Linked DNA regions of Mus musculus: all the other regions are linked to region 3. A link is a loop called in an ENCODE intact Hi-C map of the cell type or tissue named here. Cell type or tissue: heart. All regions are shown on one strand.

Region 1 (5,000 bases), 220 kb after region 3:
TGCCTGGATGCGTGTGTGTGTGTGTGTGTGTGTGTGTGTGTGTGTGTGTGTGTGCGTGTGTGTGTGTGTGTGTGTGTGTGTGTGTGTGCTGCAGGAGCCTGTTTTCTTCTTCCATCACGTGGGTCCCAGAGATCATCTCACTGGACCTCTTTTTATGGTTTGTTATAAATTTAAACTCAACCCTTTCATAATTATGCTATATAATATGAATAATATTCATTACCCACTTGTCTAAACCAAAATCACCTAGGACACTGGGGGACACATCTCTGAGTGCAAATGTGAGAATGTTTCCAGGGAGAATTAACTGAGGAGGGAAAAAAAATCTATCCTCAATGTGGGGCACCGTTCCATGGCCTGGGGCTGGGACAGAATAAAAAGAGGAAATGGAGGGCCAGTGACTGCAGACCAAACCCTCTGAAACCGTGAGCCAAAGTCACTCTGCTCTCAGAAGCTGCCGGTCAGGTCTTCTGTCACAGAGGCATGGAAGTAACTAATACAGACCTCATGCCGCTTCAATAGAAAATCTCTATAACCCTGCATCCACTAAGACACCCTGACCAGGAACATTGGTTGCAGACCCTCCAGAGTCTGCCAGCAGGAGAAGGGCTCTGGAGTTTCTGGGGCTGGGGAGACGCTCAGACAGCAGAGAGTCAGGGAAGCCCGAGGACCTGAGTTCTGTTCCCGAACCCACATAAGAACACTGGGCTTTGTGGTGTACGCTGTATCTCATCAATGAAGACAGACAGATCCCTGGGGCTCCACAGCAGGCTAGCCCAGCTGAACTGGGGAACTATACATAAGGAGAGAGTCTCAAAAAGATAAGGTAGGGCTAGGAAGTCAGTTCACCTGTCACCAAGTCAGATGACCAGGCCTTCATCTCAGGACCTCTGTACAAACTCTGGAACACACCCACCCTCGAGAAACCAAAACCGTTTAGAAGGAGACCAGCACCTGAGGATCAACATCTAAGGCTCTCCCATGTGTGTACCCACTCATGTGCACCCACACATACACACAAAGTAAAATCACCTAGGGAAAAAAATTAATTAGTTTGATTAAATAAACGAACTTTTTCTCCTGAAGACAAGGACACTTCCAGAAGGAACTTCTCAGGACATAACTGGCAGGGAGCTATCCAGAGGATGAACCTGTGTCTGTAAACCATGATGGGAGAAAACTTGCAGGCATAAGGTGGAATTCATCCCCCTTCCCCATCAGAGTCCAGACAGTAGGTTATGGGGCACCAGCCGTGTCTCTCTTGAGCAAGAGACTATTGGGCCAGAGGCCACGGGGGAGTCGGAATGGCAGTCCCAGGCCACACCTTTAGCCTAGATATCTGCCTCTCCACTGCTAGAGACTTACAGTCAACAGCTGTAGGGTGGCATTAGAGACAGTTAGGGACTCCCACAGAGCCTGGTCACCCTGTCAAGCAGCTTCAGGAGCTACCACACTTACTGTGTCAGAAAAGGCTGTTTGTCAAAACCAGTAGCTGGGCATGTTGGTGAACATCTGCAATGCCAACACTCATGAGACTGAGGCAGGGGGGTGACAGAGTTGGGTTTCCCCGTCCTCAGCCTTACCAATGGTGGGCCTGCAGATGTGTCCTACCACACCTGGCTGAAAGTCAGCATTTTATCACACCTGGCTTCTCAACAGCATCTGCTTTGGTTTGGTTTGGTTTGATTTTTTGAAAGAAGAGTCCCACTACATAGCCCTGGCTGGCCTACATACTACTCCCTACGTAGATCAGGCTATCCTTGAACTCATAGAGATCTGTCTAATTATGTTTCTTCAGTGCTGGGATTAGAGGTGTATGCCATCAGGCACAATCTCCACCCCACCCCCAAAAATCACCATTTTACTTGAGGAAAGTCGCCTCCAGTGGAAGTGTTACATTTGGCTGTCATCGCTTTCTGAGTGGGATACTCCACAGCACAATGCCACCTCTTATAGAGCAAAAGTGGTTTTCTAAATCATATTTACTTACTTACTGACTGACTGACTTGTGTATGGGGACATGCATCTGCCATAGCATATATATGGAAGTCAGAGGACAACTAGTGGGTCTCAGGGATGAGACTCAGGTTGTCAGGCTTGGGAGCAGGCACCTTTATTGCTGAGCCATCTAAGTGGGCCCTGGTCTTAGAGCGCTAGGGTCCAGTTGGTAGTCCTGTGAACAGGCTGGGCAGGCAGTACACACCAGCAGTTCCAGCACTGGGCAGGTAGAGGCAAGAGGCTCAGAAATACAAGCTACAGTGATGCTGAGGCCAGCCTGGGCTACATGAGACCCTGTCTCAAAGAAGACGGTTCCAGAGAGATGGCTCAGAGCGTAAAGACACTTGCTGCCAAACCTGATCACCTGAGTTTGATCCCTAGGACCTACATGGCAGAATCCACATGTATTGTGGCATGTACATTACCATACATACATACATACAACATAATTTTTAAAAGTTGTAATTGTGTGTGTGTGTCTGGGCTGGGGGATGTGCACATGTGCCCTCACCCCAGAGGGGTCTGATGCCTTGCAGCTGTATTAAGGAGAGCTGTGAGGCAGGCACACTACATAAATGCTGGGACTCCAACTAAGGTCCACTGAAGACCAAAGCCATCTCTCCAGTCCAAAATATACAAACATGTGAACAAACAAAAAGGGCTAAGGATGTAGCTCAGTTGGTAGAGAGCCGGCCCAGCGTGGCTTTGGGTGCATGACATGGTAGCGTGCGCTTGTGATACCAGCACTCACAAGGTGGAGAGAGGGCTGAAGTCCAAGGTCATCCTCAGCGATGCAGTGAGTTTGAGGCTAGCGGGCTTCATGAGACTCTGATTTAGAACTAGCAAATACAAACTGTAGCCCAAAGGAAAAGAAATTTCCAAGCCAAAGACCACTTGGAAGGCTAGACGGCGGGTGTTGTTAAAGGTGGGGCGTTAGCGCCACCCAGTGGCACAAAGTGTCAATGTTCACCCTCATCCTGTCAGCATGGGTCATCATCCCCAAACTATGGGCTGAAAGACAATAAGCCAGCTTCAAAACGTTCATTGAATGTCTTGTAACTGGCTACATATGTTTTTAGGGAATCTTCTGGTTTTTACTTCTTTATTCATTTATGTGTGTGCATGCATGTGTATGTGTTTTACCACACACATGTGGGTATCAAAGGACAACTCAGAGGAGTAAATTCTCTCCTTCCACCATGTGGGTCGTGGGGATGAAACTCAGGTTGTTAAACTTGGTGGCAAGTGCATTTGCCTGCTGAGCCATCCTACTGCCCCTGCCCCCACCCCCTTGACCTTGGGCCTTGTGCATGTGTGCATGAGAGGCAAGTGTTCTATCACTGAGCTATAGCCCTGGACAAAGTTTATTTATTTGCTTACTGAGATAAAGTTTCACTGTGTGTCCCTGACTGTCTTGGAACTTGCTCTGTAGACCAGGCTGACCTCAAACTCACAGAGATACCCCTGCCTTTGCTTCCTGAGTGTTGAGGTTAATGGTGTGCTATCTATCTATCTATCTATCTATCTATCTATCTATCTATCTATCTACCTACCTACCTACCTACCTACCTATCTACCTACCTACCTATTTTTATGACTATTTATTTATTTTTTGAGACAGGGTTTCACAGACCTTGAACTTGCTGTGCATAGCTGGTAGCAGCTTTGAGCACCTGCTCCTTCTGCCTCCACATTCCAAGTGTGTCCCATCACACCCTGTTTAGGTGGTATTGGAGTGGACCGAGGGCTTCTTTTTTGTTTGTTTGTTTTGTTTTGTTTTGTTTTGTTTTGTTTTGTTTTGTTTTGTTTTGTTTTTCGAGACAGGGTTTCTCTGTATAGCCCTGGCTGTCCTGGAACTCACTCTGTAGACCAGGCTGGCCTTGAACTCAGAAATCCACCTGCCTCTGCCTCCCGAGTGCTGGGATTAAAGGCGTGTGCCACCACGCCCGGCTTGGACCTAGGGCTTCTTGCATGCCAGGGGAATACTCCACCGACTAAGCTACAGTCCCAGCCCAGGGTTTTGTTTGTTTTCATTTGAAACATGGTCTCACTCTGCAGCTATCCTCAAACTCAGGGTAATCCTCCCAGCAGACACTGTGATTACAATTTCTAGAGAGAAACATTTGGGTTTCCTGGAGGAGTGGCCTCTGAATTCTGAACCCATTTTGTTATTTAGGGCCACTGAGTTTGGGATCACATGTTGTGTGCAGCCATAGAGTGTTCACTGCTAGGCATGTGAGTGATTTCACCTTCTCCTCCCCCTATCTTTCATACGTGTGTGTGTGTGTGTGTGTGTGTGTGTGCATGTTTCTGCATGTGTAGATGTGCACGTGTTGCAAGAGATGGCTTAGTTAGTAAGCTGAGGACCTGAGTTCCACCCCCAGAGTCTGTGTAAAAGCCAGGCACAGTGGCACACTTTTGCAATGCTGGCACCAGGAAGGCAGGGACAGGTGGCTTCCTGGGACTCACTGGCCTGTCAGTCTAGCCTTCTTGACAATCTCCAAGCCAGTAGAGACAGTCCTAAAAAACAAGGCCCTTGAGGACTGACACCCGAGGCTGACCTCTGGTCTCCACAGGCCTGAGCACACACACAGACACACATACAAAGAAGCAAGCTAGAGAAATCACCCTGCTCTCCTTTGTTTCCTCAGGTGATGTGATCACAGCCACACAAAAACAAGAAATACGTACTGTCCACTATTATTTGTGTGGTTGTAAAAACCTACTGGGAAGGCTCAGTTGGCAGAGTGCACTCAGGAAGCAGAGGGAGGTTTTCCAGACAGCTGGGGCTAAGGGTGTGCACCCTCACAACTCAGCTTGAGAGACCCTTTTTCAAACACCACCAAAAGGACAAAAATTACCAGTGTCCTCCTCCTTGTCCTCTCTTTCTACCTCCTCCTCCTCTTCCTCCTCCTCCAGCTGCCGCCGTATGCACAGCTCCAGGGAACTGGTGTTGCTGTCGTACACGATGCAGTATCTCACACACTCCAGGTCTACGGACT
Region 2 (5,000 bases), 230 kb after region 3:
ACAAACTCTTAACCACTGTGCCACCCACATCCTTTTTTATTTTCATTAGTTTTGAGACAGGGTCTCATGTAGCCCAGGCTAACCTCAAACTCTCTCTAGAGTCAAGGACGACCTTAAATTCCTGGTCCTCCTGTCCTGCATGTACCTTCTAAGTGCTGGGAATGAAGGTTGGCACCACATGAGGTGCTAAGGAGCCAACCCTGGACTTCACGCATACTAGGCAAGTGCGCTACCAATCACTGTCCATCCCCAGCCCCTCCACATCCCTGTCATTTGTACCTCAGACCTGGTTAACCACCAACTCTCTCTTACCCTCTCTGCCCTTGAGACCAGCCATACTGGTCCCACTCTGCCTTCTAGCTACCCCTTCCTTCACATTCCAACCATCTCATTGTGTAGTTTCCCCACATCTCCCAGCCACTCCATCATTCCCTGTGTCCTCAGGCCCTGGGATCCTTTGTGTTTAAATCAAGTCCTGTTTCCTCCTAACATGCTTGTGATGATCTCAAAAGCTTTGTTAGACACACCCCAAAGAAGCAGCTCCAAGGTTCCTGGCTAGTTTTCAGGGGCCCTGAGCACCTGATGGTTCCAACCTCCTCTAATCTCAGTCAACTCTACCAGAATTCACCAGGGCCCACTCTCAGAATGGTCTCAAGTTGGACGAACAGAATGAGACAAGCTCAGTGGGTACAGTGCTTGCCTACCGTTTGCAAGGGCCTGGATTGCATCGTCAACACTGCATAAACTGGGTACATTGATGCAAGCAACACTCTGGAATTAAGAGGCAGGAAGATCAGGAGTTCAAGGCCATCCTTGGCTACCCAGAAAGTATGAGGGCAGCCTGGGGTACATTATACCCTGCCTTAAAAGTAATAATAGCATACATAAAATGTGGTGCATCCTTTAATCCCAGCACTTGGGAGATAGAGGCAGGGGGATCTCTGAGTTCATCAGTCCAATCTACAGAGTTCCAGGAGAGCCAGGGCTACACAGAGAAACCTCGTCTCAGAAAACCAAAATTAATTAATTAATGATTAATAAATACATACTCCCTGACCCCTAGATGACGTCAGAAAGTTAAACAATTACCAGAGCATATTCTTCAGAGATAAGATCAAGGGCAGTGCTTATCCATATATCCCCACCCCAATAGAAAGCATCTCCTGGAACACAAGGCTACGTCTTCCTGTCTCCTCCTTTCCCTTGCCTCTCCATACTTGGCACTATTGAAGAATCAGCAGCATGGGCCCTGGAGATTGCACTCAGGCTTGGCAGCCCGCTTCTCTGCCCACTGAACCATTACCAGCTCAGACAAGAGGCACTTCCCTCCTCCAGGGCTCCCACTAAGACCCACCCAGTCTTCTGGCAGGTCTGTTTAAGTGGCTCATCCTCTGGAAGGTTCTTTTAACATGACCTCCGTTCCAAGCCCATTTCCCCAGGTTCGCATATCACTTCTCCAAATGTTGCTCAGATGCCCACTAGATTCTGCTCCCCAAAGGCCAGGCAAGAACCGGGGGAGGCATATCCGATTCCAGACGGGGCTGGTAGTACACTTTATCCATCCAGCAAAGAGGTAGAGGCCAGGGAAGAGAGTCGGCCAGCCATCGCCAGCTCTCGTGTGTGGCTATGCTCTTTGGTTCTCGTTTGTTACCACCAGCAGCCTTGCTTTCTCTGTCACTGTCCCCAACCAGACTGAGTCACTGAACTTGCTACCATCCTGCTTCAGCCTCCAGGTCCCTGGGAATACAGGCCTGCTCAAGGACAGCTAGGACACTGAACTTATACTTTATTGCTGGAGAACTTCACATTCATGCCAAGTGTTTTTGAACAAATCCAACCAGTTCCCTCCCTTCCAGTTCCTTCTCTAACCCCCTCCCCAACTTTTTGTTTGCATGGTTGTTATTTTGTTTTTTGGTTTTTTTTTTAACAGAGTTTCATGTTGGCCTCAAACTCACATCAATCCTTCTGCTGCAGCCTCCGGAATATTTTTTATGTGTGTAGCATGCGTTCGAATGTATGTAGGTGCATATATGTGCACGTCTGTATGTGTATGGGTCCTTACTTTTACATTTTTATCATTTTAAATGTTTATTTCTGTGTCTCCGTGGGTACCTGCACACGAATGCCTGCGGCAATGGCTATGCCTGAAGCTAGAGTTTCAGGGGGTTGTGGGCCACCTGCTAGCGTCTCAGGATCGAAGCTCTGCAAGAGCAGCAAGTGCTCTTAACCAGAGTCATCCCTCCAGCTCTGATCCTGAACTTTAGAATAGTTATTATTTTTTTAATCGTGTGTTGTGCGGATTTTAGTAAGAAAGGAAGGAAAAGAAGGGGGGAGCAGGAAAAGCAAGAAGAAGAGTTGCAGAACCGTGCTCCCTGCACTGCTGGAGAGTTTGAGGGGTAGAGACAAGCCCAAAGCCTGAGGCACGGTCACCAAACGTTTCTTCCTCCGTCCCAGACCTAGGATCGCGGTCCTGCACATCGCCTGGTGCCATGACAACGCGAGTACTCGCTCCTCCGAGCGGGTTGTGTGAGAAGCCTGGAACCTCAACAAGGCTCTGTGTAACTTGTCGGAAGGGCGGCTCTGGAGGAAACAGGTGGGGAGATGCTGCCCACCCCGCCCCGGGACGCCCCGGGACCCCAGCCGGCCTCTTCCAGGGGGCAGGAAAGTTGGGCCTGGCTGAGGTCAGGAGCTCCGGGGCCGCCTGACCTGCTGCGCGACTTCTGTCAGGCTCCCCGGCAGGACGTCCGACCGGAGCCCCACCTGGGATAACGGGTACTTCTAACCTAGAGCCTGTCCTCCGGGCGAGCGCTCCAAGAGTCCTTCTAGTACCGGGTTGCTAGGGGCGGTCCCAAGATTCCGCCTAATCCTGGTGACCGTCTGTCCTAGCGCTAGGTCCCGGAAGTGGGCAAAGCTAACGGTGGGGAGGGGCGGGGCAAGGGGCGGGGTAGGAGGCGGGGGAAGGAACGGCCTGATAAAGTGAAGCCGGGCCTCTCTCGCGAGATCTCGGAAGTGGCCGGAGCCCAGAGATGACTTCTTTGGAGCCGGAGAGAATCGTGACGTCAGGCCTCGCTCGCCGGGTCTAGGGCGTGCTAGACAAGGAACCACACGGCCGAGCCTGTCTCGCGAGATTTGGCTCAAGCTTCTTGCGCTTCTCTCGCGAGATCAGGTGGCTCTGGACCGGGCGGCCACTGCGCAGAGTGGAGGTCGTTGGAGTCACTCGTCTTCTTGTAGCTCCTGCCAGTAGCTCCGTGTCCCGCCCGCCCTAGCCATGCTGTCCGCTCTCGCCCGTCCTGCCGGCGCCGCTCTCCGCCGCAGCTTCAGCACTTCGGCCCAGGTACAAGGGGCTGCCTGCCTAGGAAGGAACTCCGGGGGCGGCACACGCGTCCCCGGAGCTCGGCGTTTCTTAACCATCCAAGGCTCACTCTGGACGTCTGGGCCGCCCGGCTCACATCCCGACCAACATGGAAGGGGGACAGAGTCAGTCCAGGTTTCCTCCATAGTCTGCGCTCCACGTAGGTGCAGAAGCCGAGGCTCGCGGTCCGGATGCGAGTTGCATTATATGCAACTTTGCATTGCTTCGACTTAACTGATTTTCTCCTTGAAGCCTCCATGGATGTGAGGCACCAGGAGAGAAATAACGCGGACGTTAACTTCGTAGTGCCGGGGGCTCCGAGGGTGGAGAACGGATCAGGGTCACAGTAGTTTGGGAGATTCGATTGAAATTAGCACAGTCAGTGGCCTTCCCGCCCAGGGATTGCTTGCTTTATGTCCGTTTATGTGGACCAGGCTGGCCTCGAACTCACGGAGTCCAGTCTCTGCCTCAGTACCGGCATTAAAGATGTGCATCAAGCATCGTTTTTCAGAGTGTGTGTGGTGTCATGTGCACATGATTGTACAGAGGCCAGAGAAGGACATCGGTGTCTTGGCCATCACACACTAGACCAGCGAGCGGTTCTCAACCTTGGGATCGAATGACCCTTTCACAGGGGTCCCGTAGCAAATGTTTACATTACGACTCATAACCGTAACAGAATTTCAGTTACGAAGTAGCAATTTTATTTTTAAAAGTAATTTTATGGTTGAAGGGTTCACCTCAACATGAGGAACTGTATTAAAGGGTTGCAGCATTAGGAAGCTTAAGAACCCCTGTTGTAGACTTTATTTATTTATTTATTTATTTATTTATGAGAGTGAGAAGGCCTTTGATGAACCTGCCAGGCAGGGGAACCGGGCTTTGAACTCAGGTCCTTATGCACTTACCCACTGAACCATCTCCTCCACTGGATCTCTTTTGAATTATTCTTGGAGGATCATCCTTGCTTTGGGTAGACTTGGCCTAGGACAGTTACAGCTAAGCTATTTATAGTCAATCTTCTCCTGGGCCAGGGCCTCTTTAACTAGTGCATGTCGGAATCAGTAAAGGAGACCCAGGATCGTGTCAAGAGGGCAGGGTCAGTATTTTTTACAAATCTCTAGCAAAATTGATACAACCAAGGCTTGAGAAACAATTACCATGCTCCGGAGGAGAACTGATCATTCCAGGGAAGTCTACATTTCTTACCATCTAGGTCAGGTCTTCCTGTTTCCCATTCAGTCCATTCATTGAAAAATAAAGATGCAAGGGGCTGGAGAGGTGCTCACAGTTAAAAGTGCTTGCTGATTTTGCAGAGACTAGAGTTTGGTTCCCAGGACCCAAGGCAGGTGACTCCAACCACCAGAGGGTCTGAAGCCTTCTTCTGCCCTCCGTGGGTACCTGCACATAAACACACACACCAAAAAATAATCCAGCTAACATATTACACCCTGGGTGTGGTGATGCATGCTTGTAACCCCAGCCACTCAGGAGTTCCAGACAGGAAGATTAAAAGTTTGAAACCCGCCCCGGTGACTTAGGAGGACTCTGAAAAGAAACTAGCACTAGGGTATACATAGTTCAGTGGTAAACACATGTGAGGCATGCACAAAGCTCTGGGTGCTCAGATACAAAGATGAATGGGAAG
Region 3 (5,000 bases):
ATTCAAGTGCCTCAATTCTATCACTCTGTATTAAGTTCAAACTAAAAAAAAAAAAAAAAAAAAAAAAAAAAAAACATTTTAAAAGTGATTTTGGGTGTATGTATATGGAGGGGTATTCATGGCACGGCTTGAGTATGGAGGTCAGCAGACAACTTGGACAAGTTGGTTCCCTTCCTGGGATGAAACTCAGGTGGCCAGACTGGTTGGCAGGAGCCTTTACCCCTTAGCCACCTCCGCTGGCCGTAAGCTCAAACTTTTATGTCTAACTTATTGCCTCAGTTTTAAGTCGGATGCTATAAAATAGCTCCAGTTTATTTTCTTCTTTCAGTTTAAAAATAAAAGAGGTTGGGGGGGGATATGAAAACTTTTTTTTCTTTTTTTCTTTTTTTTGGCAACAACGCCCAAGGTTCAAAAGATCTGAGAAATTTAAAAAGCTCCAAACTCTATAGACATTGAGAGGTAAGTGGACGGTGGTCTCTCTTTCCCCTCCCGGGGTACAACTACCCCATTTCCCCCCTCAGACACAAGAAGTGGACCCAGGGGTCTCAGAAACAAGAGGTGGTGTAAAGTCCCCTGGGGTGAAAAGGCTTTCTTCCGAGCAAGGTCCATTTATAGAACACACAGGCCCTCCCTATCTCTTCCATCTTTCCTACTCACAGAACACGACAGGGGACCTGCCTCTGGCTGAAGTCAACTCAGATCTTCAAAGTAGAACTCGGAGAGCCAGAGTAGAAGAAATCTACCGGCCCGGCATCCGCAGTGGGATCCGAGGAGTTGTACTCTCAGAAACAGATTTTACATACAGATGAACTGATGACTACACACCCCGAGCCTCACAACTTGATTCAGTCCGATCAATACAGCATGCATAAAAGCCTGAGGTAAAACTGGATAGTGGCTTTTTGTTGATAACTGCGGTGGAATTTTGGCCATCTGCCCTGGTCAGACCAGACAAATAAGGCAGGCGGTCTGCTTATTAGCTGTCAGGCATATTTTGGAGGGTGAAAGCAAAACCTCAAATCAGGAGTCTGAGTATCACTGGACAGCTTATGCCGGCACGCAAAGCTCTGACAATCCAAGCGCCTCAATTCCTACCCCAGGCTGCGCGTCCCCGTTCCTCCAAACCCCCGGGCCATTTTACAAGTTGGACCACACTTCACATTTCTTACGGTCCTTCCCATCACTCAGACCCCTTTGGCCCAGCCTCTGAGGCCAACAGCTGGGGCTGCTGAGAGCCAAGTTAGAGGCACCGTTGAGCGAGATGCTGGGAAGTGTAGGGAGAGTCAATACTAAAGTAAGGCGACCAGAGCCACCCTTCACACCCCCACCTTGGCGTTCCCACACTTGGCAAAAACCAAGCGACTTCCAAGTGCTTCCCCTATCCAGGAGCACCCTTCCGTCAGTCCCCTTTCAACTCCCTTTAGCCTCCCTTGTGACCCCTGATGGTGCTCACTGAGACCGTCCCCTCAGCCGCAGGAATCTGCAGTTCCCCAGAGTGCACCCCGACCCCTATGCCAGTGGAGATGCCCAGGTAGATCCCGAACCTCCCTGGGACCCGCCTAGTTCCCTACCCCAAAATGATTCCGATCGCAGCCACCTTGCCTAATTCCTTCCCGAGTCTGCAAGTCCCACTCCCTTCCAAGCCTCTCTTGCACCCTGCATCACTCCAAGTGCCCCAGGGATGCCCCAGGGTTCTCGAATCTCACCTGAGTCCGCTCGAAGCTCTCGCGCTCCGCAGCCTCCATCCCAGCACCAACTCCGCGGCGGCTCAACACTTTGGGCAGCGGGTTGGATACCTGCTTCATGGAGCTGGCCATTCGGTCCATGTTGTCTGGGTGAACAGAGTCAGGGGCCCTCGGCCGCCCCGGGATCCCCGCGGAGCCTCCCGCCCCTCCCTACCCGCGGGGATCCGGCGCTAACGGGGACAGATTCCGTCTTCCATTGGTTGACAGCGCTGTCCATCTCCCTCAGAACCCACCCCATGTTTCCAAGAGGCTTTTCCCCACACCCCTCTTCCCACTTCGGAGGCGCTCCGCTCACTTCACCCGCTGCCCGCCTCAGGGCGGTCCGCATACTATGACTGGTCTGAAGGTTTGTCCATTATCATTAGTGGGCAGGACCTGGTGGGCTGCTGTCCTAACCTGCCCCCTAGGCTCCGCCCCATAATCGATGCACCGCCTTCCAGGCCTCTACATGCACTGTCATTGGTCTGAAGACTTATCTGTCAACAGGCTGGCTTGATGGGCTGCCCTAACCTTTTCTTGTTGGCTCCACCCTACATCCGTCACTCTTCCTTTGTTCCCACCCCCCAGGACCATAAAAGCACTATGATTGCTCTGAAGGCTTGTCCGTCATGCTAGTGGGTGGGGCCTGGCTGCCACAGACCAGCCCTTGCTGACTCCACCCTACTTCGAAGCGCCACCTCCTGGGCCCTTCTCTGCTGCGGGTTTCTGAGCAGTAGGACCTGCGGTCCAGCCGGCGCCACGAGTTCCCGAGGGGATGGAAAGGCAGATCAAGGGAAGCATGGCTGCACACCATGCTTCACCGGCTTGCTGGGGAACTCTGCGTCAGTGTGGACCCGCGATGGCGGCCTTAGTGGTCCTCGAAGTCCCCTCCTCGTGCATTCCTTTCTGCCCGTTCTGGAGGACCGTTCTGGAGGGTCCCCAAATACTGGCCTGTGATTGCGAGGATCTCCCCAGAGCTTTCCAAACTTTGCTTCGTTCTCACCTTATCTCGGTAGAAACCCCAACAGATGCTCTTTGTTCAACTATGGTAGGGTCCACTCCTCCCATCCTGTTCTGGGAGCACCTACAGACTGGGAAGTGCTCCTCAGCAAAGAAAAAAGTTACAGGTTCTTCACTAACAGAACTAGTGGCACCGTTAAGCATTAAGCAATTTGATGGTGCTATCCATCTAGCTCTGCAATAGAAGCCAGTACAAGTCTCACTTGTACTAGGCAATGTTTTAATTAATGACAATATCAAACTCACTATGTCGCTGAGTCCCTTGAATCCCTGAGCCTCTTGCCTCTTCCATTCAACTGTTAGGATTATAGGCGTGGGCCTCTAGGCTTGACTTTCCTTTAACGTTTTACACACATTTTGTACCTGTGTGTATGTGTGGGACTGTGTTCATACGGCAGCACTCTGTGGAGGTCAGAAAGCAAATTAGATTCTGTTCTCTACCGTGTGGACCCCAGGATCTGACTTGAGTGATAGGCTTAGTGTAGCAACCTACCCACTGAGTGGTCACACCAGGGATGCTCTTTAAAAACAGTGTTTCAAGACGGGTGGTGATGGTCCACAGCCTTAGTCTCAGCACTCAAGAGGCAGAGGCAGATGGATCTCTGAGTTCAAGGCCAGCCTTGTCTATAGAGTGAGTTCCAGGACAGCCAGTACTGCACACACATGCACACCTACATGCACAAAGATAATATTTCACTAAAAAGTTGAGATTGGCTTTGAACTCCCAGAAATCCTGCCTCAGCCTCTTGAATGCTAGGATTACAGGCATATACCTGTATACAGACTACCCACAGACACCCTCCCCCCAGCCTCCCACACTGAAAGAGATGCGGTTTGCAGGTGTGTCGCACCGTGTGCAAGCACATTCGTGCACCTGTGCACATGGAGATCTGAGGCCGATGTCAGGGGTCATCATCACTCTTGAATCTCGCATTGACTTAGGGTCTCATGGAACTCAGGGTTTGTTGATATGGCTAGCCACACTAGCCTGTTGGCTCTGAAGAGTCTCTGTCTCCCACTTCAGAGGCTGGAATTTCTAGGCGGGCCACACAAACCAGCTGGCCTAGGGTCCCGACTGTGGCGATGTGCACACACACCCTTGCTCGGCAATGGCTTTCACTACTGTGCCATCATCAGAAGAGGAGTTTAATTCGAAGCGGCCAATGACTTTTTCTAAATTAAAGCCTGGGTGAAAGTTCACATTTGATAGAGGCATAAAAGAGGAGTGAGCATTTGCAAGCACCAAGAAGGCTTTTGCTGGGCACAGTGGCATTGTGGGCACCAAGTTACAAAGCCTAGATGAAAGTGGTCCGAGGGAGTAGGAGCAAAAGTAGATTAGAATCTTAGTTAGGGCTCCTATTGCTGTGATAAAACACCATGACCAAAAGCAAGCTGGGGAGGAGAGGGTTTATTTAGCTTACACTTCCACATTGTAGTCCATCAGTGAAGGAAGTCAGGGCAGGAACTCAAAAGGGACAGAAGCCTGGAGGCAGGAGCTGATGCAGAGGCCTGAGTGGCTTGCTCCTCACTGTCTGCTCAGCCTGCTTTTCAGTAGACACTGGGACAAGTAGCCCCATCCACAATGGGCTGGGCCCTCCCTGCCATCAGTCACTAATTAATACCCTACAGTTGAATCTTCTGGAGAAGTTGCATTTTCTCAATCGAGGTTCCCTCCTTTCAGATGACCCTAGCTTGTGTCAGGTTGACATAAAACTAGCCAGGACAGCTGGGGAGACTCTAGAACAGAAGAGGAGAAAGCTCTGCCTCTTAAGGAGTCATGTGAGTAAGCTTGTGCCAAGGGGATGTGGGAAGAGGGGCTTCACAGGTCCAGAGTGATAGGAGGATTAGCCGGAGACTGTATTTATTTAAGGGGATGATCTATAAATTGCGTTCTAGGGGGAAGGAATGTGTAGTGTGTTTTGGCACTGTGTGTTGGGGTGGTATGTGTGTGTGTGATATGTGTGTTGGGGGTGGTGGTGGTGTGTGTGTGTGTGATATGTGTGGAGGTGCCTGCAGAAGCCAGATGGGGTGTCAGATTCCTTGGAGTTGTAGATGGTTGTGAGCCACCCTCTACCAAACTTGGGTCCTCATAACTGCTGAGCCCATCTCTCCAGCCCATCTCTCTTCTGCACATCAGAAGATGGCACTAGATCAGATGGTTGTGAGCCACCATGTGGTTGCTGGGAATTGAACTCATGAACTCAGGACCTCTAGAAGGGAAGGGCAGTCAGTGCTTTTTTTTTTTTTTTTTTTTTT
Region 4 (5,000 bases), 140 kb before region 3:
AATTCACTGTGTAGATTAGGCTGGCCTTGAACTTAGAGAGTTCTATCTGCCCCTGCCTCCCAAGTGCTGGACATAAAAGTGTGGGTAACTATGCCCCGCATACATTTTTAAAAAGGGTTGCAGGGCTGTGATGCCCTGGTACTATGGCCTTGCTGCCTCTCCACACATGCCTTGCGTGGTTGCTGTGCCTTGTTCAGCCTCCCTGCATCCAGAGCTTCTTGGAGGAACTAAAGAGAGCAGGCATGGCACCACGCTTCTCTCCAGACTTCCCTGCGCTATCTGGAGAAGAATGTGTAGACTTGGTCCTGAAATTTTCTCAAGTTTTTAAAGAAATGTTGGTTTTATGTGTGTGGGTGTTTTGCCTCTGTGTGTGTGTATACCATATGTACGCTTGGTGCCAGTGGAGGTCAGAAGAGAGAGTGGAACATCCTAGGACTGGACTTATGGATGGTTGTCATGCCTGCCATGATGCTGCTGGGGAAAACACGTGGATCCTATATAAGAACGAGTGCTCTTAAATGCTGAGCCATGTCTCTAGTGCAGTTTTCAGGAGTTGTTGTTTGTTTGTTTGTTTTGAGATGGGGGTCTTGTGTAACTCAGGTTGCTTCACTATGTAACTGATGTTACAATGAATTCCTGACCTGTTTTTATCTCCTGAGTGCTGAGGGTCACAGGTGTAAGGGTTACCATATCCCACCTCAAATTTGGCTTTACCTTCTGGGGACCGGTCAACAAACACACTTGTAACTTTCTGTCATATACAGAGGTTTCAAGGGTGCACTGATTGGCTGTCGTGTGTCCTCCAGCCTCCCTGCTCTGAGGCACTTGCGGTTCCTACACAGAGGGCATGACTACGGATACAGAGCATCCTTGCCTTCCTCTCTTCCCTCACAGCACTTTGCCTTGGAGCGAATCTTTATTGCTACATAGCTCCTTGGCTAAGTCCGTCATCCTGTGCTAGCACAAAGCTTACGGCCCGTCCTGCTTGGGTCTGCTCACTTCCTTCCTCCCCTCTCCTTTCATGTGCATGAGCCTGTGCTCGTGTGAGCGAGTTCATGTGTATGCAAAAGCACCTCTGACACAGGACCAACCCTCCTTCACTCAGTGGTAGCAGTTGGGATACCCTTCAATTGTGATGACACCTCTGGCTTATGTAAAAGGTAAACTTGGTGGGCTGTGGGCTGACACCAAGGTAGGTGAGTCAGATTCCTCTTGCCTGAAGGTTGAGAATGAAATTTCTATCCACTGGCCAGTCTGGCGATTCACACTCCCCACACTCCCGACGCTTGGGAGATGGAGGCAGTGGGGTCAGAAGTTCAAGGCCATCCTTGACGACATAGTTGAGTTGAGGCTAGCCTTTGATACAGAAACAGAAGGACCCTGTTTGTAAAACGGAAAGTGAGGAAGAAACTAAGACATTCCCAGATAAAGAAACCAATGGAATGTTTTGATAGGGCCTCGGAAACTGCTTTTGCTACAAAGCCACTGACTCCTCTCTTGGCACCCACAACTGAAGTAAGTACTCAATGACCTGTGACCTGGATTTAATACCACATGGAAGACGGCAGCAACCAACCCCGGAAAGTTGGCTTCTGACTTCCACATGTGTACTTTGGCACCAAAGGACCTCTCTCTCTCTCTCTCTCTCTCTCACACACACACACACACACAATCACAACGTTTTCTTTCTTACTTTTTTTAAAGTAGAAGCAGGCAGCTGGAACTGGTAACTCACTTGAACCCCAGGCTTTGGGAGGCAGAGGCTGGAGGATCTCTCTGTTAGAGGATAGCCTGGTCTACAGAGTGAGTTAGCCCCAGGACAGCCAGAACTACACAGAGAAACCTGTTTTGGGAAGCAAAACAAAAAACCACAAAACAAAACAAACAAATAACAAGCAAGCAAGCAAACAAACAAGCAGGCTGAATAGCAGGACACCCCTGCCTCCATTTTGTGTCTTTCTCCACTGGAGTTGCCTCCTTACCTCTGTATGTAGACCATCAATCACTCAAGCTAATGTTTGTACCACTCCCCTCTGAAATGAACTGAGGCATGTCAGCTTTTTAGTGTCTCAGACACCTGAAAGATTCCTAAAGTCACCAGTTACTCTAAACTTGGAACCACCTTGGACTTCAGAACAGCTGAGCGTCTAAGGACAGAGCCATCCCTCACCACCAGGGGGCACTGGTTCACTACAGAGGTGGCTCCTGGATCAGGAATGGTTCCCTTCTGAGAACCTGAGTGTCCTGTCAAGCAATAAGGATTTCTTCAGGCCACTTGCAAAAGCAGAACTCAGGCAGGGATCAACCAGATCCCATTAATTACACATAGCTCGTTATTCCTGGTTATTATGGACTAAGATCACTAGACCCTTTTATCTCTCCCACTTTCCAGCATACACTTAAAAGTAAATAAATTTGTTCACTGTGTGTGTATAGGCACACACTCGAATGTGTGGTTTTTGGAGACAGAGTTTTTCTTCTGCATAGCCCTGGCTGTCCTGGAACTCGATCTGTAGACCAGGCTAACTTGAACTCAGAGATCTGCTTGCATCTGCCTCCCAAATGCTGGGATCAAAGGTGTGCCTCACATGCCTAAGCTTAGACTTTAATATGCAAGAGATAACAAAGCGGCCGGGGTTAAAATATGGTCCTTCCCAGCATTATCTTCAGTCTCCCCTGCAACATCATCTGACAAACTGCAGGACTGTGAGAAACCTCTTCCTGGGAGGACAAAGATATTCTTCCTTGCTATCCCTCCTAAACTAGGTTGGAATTTTTCCTGCCTCCAACTCCTGGCTGCTGTATTACAAACACATGCCGCCAATCAGCATCGTTCTCTCCTCCTCCGCAGAAACCAAGGAGGGCCTTTTTTTTTTTTTTTTTTTTTTTTTTTTTGGTTTTTCGAGACAGGGTTTCTCTGTGTAGCCCTGGCTGTCCTGGAACTCACTCTGTAGACCAGGCTGGCCTTGAACTCAGAAATCTGTCTGCCTCTGCCTCCCAAGTGCTGAGATTAAAGGCGTGCACCACCACTGCCTGGCTTTAGGAGCCTTTTATTTTAGATTTATTTTTAGTGTTTTCCTTGCATGTATGTATATCCACCACCACATACATGCCTGGTCATGAAGAGGTCAGAAGAGGGCATTGGAACTCCTGGAACTGGACAGTTGTGAGACACTACTCAGGTGCTGGGAATTGAACCCAGGTCCTCTGGAAGAGCAGCAAAGGCCCATGAACACCAAGACATCTCCACAGCCTCCTGCTTTGTCTTTTAGTGTTTATTTATTCCTGCAAAATCATGAAAACTTCATAAAGCTATTTTTATTCCCAGTACTTTACAATGCCAGTGACAGATGACAATTTGTCTTTTCTTCTGTTCCCTCCTCCTCCTCCTCTTCCTCCTCCTTTTTTTTTAAATAGTTTTTTTTGGGGGGTGGGGTTCAAGACAGGGTTTCTCTGTATAGCCCTGGCTGTCCTGGAACTCACTTTGTAGACCAGGCTGGCCTCGAACTCAGAAATCTTGCCTGCCTCTGCCTCCTGAATGCTGGGATTAAAGACGTGTGCCACCATGCCTGGCTAAAATAGTTTTTTTTTTTTTTTAAGATTAGTTTATTTATTATATGTAAATACACTGTGGCTGTCTTCAGACACACAAGGAGAAGGCGTCAGATCTTGTTATGGGTGGTTGTGAGCCACCATGTGGTTTGCTGGGATTTGAACTCATGACCTTTTTTTAGGTGCTTTTACCCGTTGAGCCATCTCACCAGCCCAGTTTTTTGGTTTTTTTTTTTGGTTTTTTTAACTATTTATTTATTATATGTAAGTACACTGTAGCTGTCCTTAGACACTCCAGAAGAGGGAGTCAGATCACGTTACGGATGGTTGTGAGCCACCATGTGGTTGCTGGGATTTGAACTCAGGACCTTCGGAAGAGCAGTCTGGTGCTCTTACCCACTGAGCCATCTCACCAGCCCCCTGGTTTTTTTTTTTTTTTTTTTTTTTAAGATTTATTTATTATGTATACAGCATTCTACCTGCACATACACCTGCAGGCCAGAAGATGGCATCAGATCCCATTACAGATGGTTGTGAGCCACCATGTGGTTGCTGGGAACTGAACTCAGGACCTCTGGAAGAGCAGTCAGTGCTCCTAACCTCTGAGCCATCTCTCCAGCCCTTTTTGTTTGTTTTTAAGATTTATGTAACTGAGTACACTGCCATTTGTCTTCAGACACCAGAAGTGGTCATCGGATCCCATTACAGATGCTTGTGAGCCACCATGGGGTTGCTGGGAATTGAACTCAAGACCTCTGGAAGAGCAAAGTCAGTGCTTCTAACTCCTGAACCATCCTCCAGCCTCTCTCTCCTCCTCTTCTTCTGTAGTTTTTACTTATTTATTTTTTTCTTTCAGTATGGTGCACTTTTAAAGTTTATTTTATTACTTTACATGTAAGCAGGGTTTTTTTTTTTTCTTGCATCCATACAAATGTATATATGTGCACCACAGACATGCCTGGTGCCCTTAAAAATCTCAGACGAGGGCTTCAGATTCTCCTGAGCCTTGAAGTTACAGGTAACCCTTTGTGAGCTGCCATATGGGTGCTAGGAACCCAATCTACTGCAAAAGCAACCACTCAGCCCACTCTTCAACTCTTAGTGCATTACTTTGAATTATTACTATTTTTTAAGATTTATTTATAATTATATCTAAGTACACTGTGGCTGTCTTCAGATGCACCAAAAGAGGGCGTCAGATCTCATTACAGATGGTTGTGAGCCACCATGTGGTAGCTGAGATTTGAACTCAGGACCTTCAGAAGAGCAGTCGGTGCGCTTAACCACTGAACCATCTCTCCAGCCCTGAATTATTATTTTTTGAGGTAAGTTCTTACTATGATAGGCCAAGCTGGCCTAAAACTTGCTATGTAGGCAAGGTTAATCAAGAACTCACAAAGAAGGATCTATCTGCCTGTGCCTGCTGAGTGCTGGGAATAAAGGTGTAT

The links. A loop is a pair of places that touch in the nucleus more often than their neighbours do. Peaks named below come from ENCODE experiments on the same cell type or tissue, not always from the same donor. Only the 100,000 strongest peaks of a DNase experiment are listed, where the experiment ranks them.
Region 1: it touches region 3 in a loop (2.5-fold over the local background); 17 of 42 quality-filtered maps call a loop at or near these places.
Region 2: a loop joins it to region 3, with 3 times the contacts of the local background. A loop is called at or near these places in 17 of 42 quality-filtered maps.
Region 4: it touches region 3 in a loop (3-fold over the local background); 12 of 42 quality-filtered maps call a loop at or near these places.

Annotation. Positions count from the first base shown.
Region 1 is chr5:135,760,792-135,765,791 of GRCm38, forward strand. Styxl1 (serine/threonine/tyrosine interacting-like 1) reads right to left here. Exons shown (of 9, transcript NM_029659.4): 4 at 4,860-5,000. Among named protein-coding and RNA genes, the nearest start is that of Gm30205, 9.5 kb to the right of the region's middle. In heart, a CTCF peak has its summit at 2,947 (motif pointing left); a DNase peak (open chromatin) is centred at 2,930; H3K27me3 peaks cover 710 bases.
Region 2 is chr5:135,775,468-135,780,467 of GRCm38, forward strand. It overlaps Styxl1 (serine/threonine/tyrosine interacting-like 1), which reads right to left and starts at 2,918. Exons shown (of 9, transcript NM_029659.4): 1 at 2,784-2,918. It overlaps Mdh2 (malate dehydrogenase 2, NAD (mitochondrial)), which reads left to right and starts at 3,182. Exons shown (of 9, transcript NM_008617.2): 1 at 3,182-3,334. The coding sequence starts at 3,269. It overlaps Gm30205 (a long non-coding RNA gene), which reads left to right. Exons shown (of 5, transcript XR_003955810.1): 5 at 2,455-2,517. In heart, no CTCF peak of the experiment used is centred here; DNase peaks (open chromatin) are centred at 3,114 and 3,754; H3K4me3 peaks cover 3,069 bases; H3K27ac peaks cover 2,398 bases.
Region 3 is chr5:135,543,231-135,548,230 of GRCm38, forward strand. Hip1 (huntingtin interacting protein 1) reads right to left here and starts at 1,892. Exons shown (of 31, transcript NM_146001.2): 1 at 1,707-1,892. The coding sequence starts at 1,826. In heart, a CTCF peak has its summit at 2,424 (motif pointing left); DNase peaks (open chromatin) are centred at 1,141 and 2,141; H3K4me3 peaks cover 2,510 bases; H3K27ac peaks cover 1,906 bases.
Region 4 is chr5:135,398,273-135,403,272 of GRCm38, forward strand. It overlaps a transcript of Pom121 not described here. Among named protein-coding and RNA genes, the nearest start is that of Pom121, 6.2 kb to the left of the region's middle. In heart, a CTCF peak has its summit at 2,175 (motif pointing right); a DNase peak (open chromatin) is centred at 2,171.